2 separate regions of the Homo sapiens genome follow, and region 2 is linked to region 1. The links are chromatin loops, found by intact Hi-C in ENCODE. Cell type or tissue: mammary epithelial cell. All regions are shown on one strand.

Region 1 (2,500 bases):
GCAGAATGGTGTGATTTAAATTTTCCCATGCAGGTTCAAAGCTTGTAACTTTGCCTGCGTGTACATCCACACTGGGTTCCAGCCACATGAACTGGGCCACCTTCATAGACCTCCCTGGTAACCACAGCCTGACGTGACAAGGAATCACAGTTTTACTTTCCGCTTACTATCCATGTTAGAAATATCTAAGGAAATTCAGGAAAAAAAAAAAAGAGAGAATTTCATGGCATGTCAAGAATGGAAAGTATCTTAATTAAAATGTTTTAAAATGGGAACAATAAAGAAGTCGATTTAAGTTTTTTGCTTTGGTGCTTGTCTTTAAAGAAATTGCTCCTAATTCTAGAAACTAGTGCTTTTTCTAATTATATTCAGTAGAACCCTAGGATCCTGTGAGGAGGCATAGGGGAGTAATTGATAAAGAAGGGGACTGTGGTGTCCGTGTTTTATTTGGAGCTGTTCTACCCACACTGTAATTTATAAGCTCTAACTTACCAGGGGAGATAAGATTGTATAGAACCAGCATCTTGCAGTTATACGGAACCTTTAAGTTCTCCTACTCCAGCTCCTTCCCAGTGCAAGCACGTGTTTTAGAGTAACTGTTCAGCCTCAGCATTAAGTCAGCTTTAGGAGAACAGTAAATCGCCCATTTATCTGGAGACTTCAGCTGTTTGAAAGGCCTTCCTTCTAGTGCATCGGTATCTGTTGCTGGCTCTGTCCTCTGCTACTACAAGCAAGCCTTGAGTCTCTCTTAGACTTGTCCTTCCTATATTTGAAGACATCTCCGAGAAGATTTTAAATCTTTTTTCCCCCACAGGCCACATATATCCTTAATGCCTTCATCCATTCCCCTCTTGGGAATGTGCATCTTTGGGCCATTGGAGAGGTCTTGCTTGGACTGCGGCCACTGTGATTTCTGGGGGCAGACTCAGCTCCTTCTTGGTGTAGAGATCTGCCCACTATAGGCACCAAATAGATGTTGGCAGGCTTCTTTCCTCCTTACTGCTTCTATTTATCTCACCTGTACTTTTAGATTTGCTGCTCTTGGGTAAGCAGATAAGAACAAGGGAAATGTCTTCCGTTGTTGTTAAAGACAATGTTAGGATAGAAAGTAATATGTTTGTACTCAAAAATGCCCAGTGAGATTTCTAGCCACGGCCAAGTTATCATTTGCATAAGCAACCTGGAAATGCCCTCTTGGTCCTACTGATTGTGTCCCATGGTTAATGTAGATCCCTGGATAAATTCGAATGGCTACTCCTGCTCAGGGGTCATGCCATGAGAACTTTTCTCATACATCAGATAGAGTCCCCTTCCGTCAGCTGAATGCATTTACCCCTCAGTCTGTGCTACCCATAGGATAAGCAACATGCATAAGAAGGTAGGTGCCTTGGCTTAGGCAGCTCTGTTGAGTCACCCTCAAGAATCCTGCTGGAATTCTGTGAGGAGTGAGGATGCAGAGCAACGAAATATTCGAAGGCTGCTATGATTTTTACAAGCTTGAACCTGTCTCTTGGAATTCCCCATTGTGAAGTCATTGTTGACTGGTTGGCATTATAAAGCAGTTCAGAGAAGTAAAGTTAGATCAGTCTGCACGCAAATACCAGCCACACCATCTCCCAAGCTAGTGACTGGAACTGCGGTTTTCAAGTCAGTTTCCTCATTGCGGAATGGAGATAACGATGCCTTCCTTGCAGGGTCATTGTGAGGCTGAAATAAAATAAAGGCTTCATGGGAACACATACCACATGCTCACTTAATGCTAGCTCTCTTTCCTGATTGTGGCAGTGACTGTATTTTCCAGCTACAATTGTGACACGTGTTCTGAGAGGTGTTAAGTATTTATATACAACTACCCATATGTATTTATGGGTAAAAGGACACGGAACTTTAAATATTGAGACCATCCTGGAAATTCTAGGATGTATGATTGCATAATTTGTAATGCCTGCTATAGGCCTAGCCTCATAGTTGACCCTTGATGGATGCTGAAATATTTCTTAATCATAGGGAGAAAAAAAACTCAATGACCTTTTACAGAGATGTTTGATTGCAGGGCTTATTGCTAATGCTCTCTCTCTCTCTTTTTTTTTTTTTTTTTTTTTTTAATCTCACTATGCAAAGATAATACAGGTCTGGGTAAGAGGAAGACTTAAGATGCTTTGACTTAATTGTATCTGCTTGACAGAAGCAATATACTGCCTTCTGATTTTAGGATGTAACCATCCAGAAAGGCAGAAGAAAGGGACAATTTCAGTTCTAAACAGGAATCCGAATATCTCACGTCCTGAACCATCTACATAAACTAGAGAAAGGGCACTCCTTAAGACTGGTGAAGCGGGCTCCTTGGAAGATCCCCACAGCAACATTGAGTTTGGTTTGTCTGGCGTACCCTCTCCCCAAGGGCTGAGTGGGCCATCTGGGTAACCTAGAGAGGAGACTTCAGATGCTAGGAGTATAGTTCCTACCCATCCTCATTTTCACAGGGTACACTCATTTTTTT
Region 2 (2,500 bases), 200 kb after region 1:
TAATTATCGGTATGAATTCATGATTTGTAAAAATATATTTTTTATCACTTTCATTGAAAGGGCTTAGGTGTAATGACACACCAATAGCAATGAGCACATCCAACAACCAGATGTTGGTTTCTAAACATCATTCTCCACTAAAAAGAACAAGGGCTCCAGGTCTAGGACTGGAGTGCAAGTTGAGCCTGGGATCTCTTCCCTCCCTCTCCAAAATAAAGAAGGACACAGAGTCCAAGGGTCACGGTAAAGGTTCACAGGCCCTGGCTTGAAGGGTCAGTCCGGGCAATTTATAAACATTGATTCAGCGAGGATCATGAGAAAATGCTGAAGCCACTGGGTAACTTTGTTGGGCATCAGGATTTTCATACAACCTGAAACTATTACTCAAGGATTGCATACTAACTACGAAGGGAGAAATTACTTTTACAATTGAGAGATATAATTGATATTTTCCTTTCTCTCTTCCAGGCTTTTCTTTTCCTAGGCTGCTAACTAAGCTGCTATCTGTGGTAACTTTACACTGTGTCAGTCTAACTAAGCAGGAACCATGCCTCCCAAAATTCACTCCCCTGCATGTCCCAGAGTAGAGCTGGTCAAATTAGGCATTTGTGAGCGATCTGGAAGGTGGACATGAAACAGCATGGTCAATGAAGTAACGTTTTCTGGGGCTTAAATTCCACTGAGTTAAGGGTCATTCCAGTCATCTGCTCTTCCATCTAGTTCCTACTGCTTCCATTTCTAGGAAGTGAGATCAAAGTTCTGGCTTAGGGAATAGAAGTACAGGATTAGTTTTCTTATTTCCCCCCTTAACTTCCCTCATCATACCATAACTTGTCCTGGAAGCCATGAAGAGAAAAATAACACCTCTTATTTAAACCCCAACCCAACCCACATGTGGGATCCAGGAATTACTTAAAGGCCTTATGTGCTTGGTCAAAAATAAAGAAGCCCATTTAAATATTTGTGACATCAGTGGAGCAGACACTGATCTGACAGATGGACAAGACTGTAAACTGCTATGTCCCCCAAAGTTCATGTGTTGAAATTAATTGCCATCATTACAGTATGAAGAGGTGAGGCCTTTAAGAAGTGATTAGGCCATGAGAGCTCCATCCTCATGAATGGATTAATGCCCTTATCCCAGGAGCAGTTAGTCATCACAGGAGCTGAGTCCTGATAAAAACCACAGGTGTGGTCTGATTTCCTCTCTTCATCTCCTGCAATTGCTTCTGCCTTCTGCCCTTCCACCATGGGACAACCCTCACCAGATGCCAGTGCTGTGCTCTTGGACACCCCAGCTTCCAGAACTGTGAGAAAGAAGTTTCTTTTCTTTATAAATTACCCATTCTGTGGTATTCTGTTATAGCAACAGAAAACAGACTAAGCCAGTGGCATTTTTAGTATAATATGCCCTATAAGCTTAGCAGAAAAATCACTCGGCCCACCATGTTAGTGACTCATGGGTGTTAATAGTGACAATTCAAAACTCTACTGGGGATACAGCCAATTTCTGCTTATCCACAAATAGATGATTACTTTGCCAAGTATTTGCACAGCAATCTGTTCCAGCTTGGGCTACCACAGTAGGCCCCAGCTTGGGTGGGGTCAGCCCTGTATAAAGGAATGTGGAGAGGCCAGGCATGGTAGCTCATGCCTGTAAACCCAGCACTTTGGGAGGTGGAGGCAGGTGGATCACTTGAGTTCAGGAGTTCAAGACCAGCCTGGACAACATGGCAAAACCCTGTCTCTACAAAAAATACAAAAATTAGCCAGCCATGGCGGCATGTGCCTGTAGTCCCAGCTGCTCGAGGGGCTGAGATGAGAGGATTGCTTGAGCCCAGGAGGAGGAGATGGCACTGAGTGGAGATTGCACCACTGCATTCCACTCTGGGCAGCAGAACCAGACCCTGTCTTTAAAAAAAAAAAAAAAAAAAAAAAAAGGATGTGGAGTGCAGGGGTGGTGGTGATTGGGAGTAGAATATAGAGTGACGATTAAGGGGGTATTATTTTCATCCCAGCATAGGCCTGATTATATTCTAAGGTGAAATGTTATTCATCTGTGCCACTCCATATTTACTGAGCATCTACTGTGATTGCAACACTGTGTAAGCCAGTAGGGATTCAAAAGCTATAAAATAGAATCCCAACTTCAGAAACCTTAACTTGGGTTTAAGACGCAAACCATAGACACAAAAATTATTGCATCAATACCCACCTGCAATGATAAATGCCTGAGCGTGCTGAACAGACAGGAGAGAGTTTGGAAGAGAAATTATCCACCATGTAATGCAATAGGCAAATCACAGGACTGACGGAATTCTCTAGAAAGAAATGAGAAAGCAGTAGGAGCAAGGAACATAGTTATTAAGCATCTATTAATGATGCTACTAACAACTACCATTTGGAGGCATTTACTGAATGCCGAGTGCTTTACCTGTGATTTCTCATTGAAGTTTTGCAACCATCATGTGATAAAATGAATTATTAATCTCATATTTTA

The links. A loop is a pair of places that touch in the nucleus more often than their neighbours do. Peaks named below come from ENCODE experiments on the same cell type or tissue, not always from the same donor. Only the 100,000 strongest peaks of a DNase experiment are listed, where the experiment ranks them.
Region 2: a loop joins it to region 1, with 17 times the contacts of the local background. A loop is called at or near these places in 2 of 110 quality-filtered maps.

The regions. Positions count from the first base shown.
Region 1 is chr12:11,744,710-11,747,209 of GRCh38, forward strand. All of the region lies in intron 1 of ETV6 (ETS variant transcription factor 6), which reads left to right. Among named protein-coding and RNA genes, the nearest start is that of ETV6, 96 kb to the left of the region's middle. RefSeq lists an enhancer at 1,303-1,522. In mammary epithelial cell, no CTCF peak of the experiment used is centred here; a DNase peak (open chromatin) is centred at 1,562; H3K27ac peaks cover 1,971 bases.
Region 2 is chr12:11,940,618-11,943,117 of GRCh38, forward strand. No RefSeq gene overlaps it. Among named protein-coding and RNA genes, the nearest start is that of BCL2L14, 130 kb to the right of the region's middle. In mammary epithelial cell, no CTCF peak of the experiment used is centred here; DNase peaks (open chromatin) are centred at 1,194 and 1,524; H3K27ac peaks cover 1,414 bases.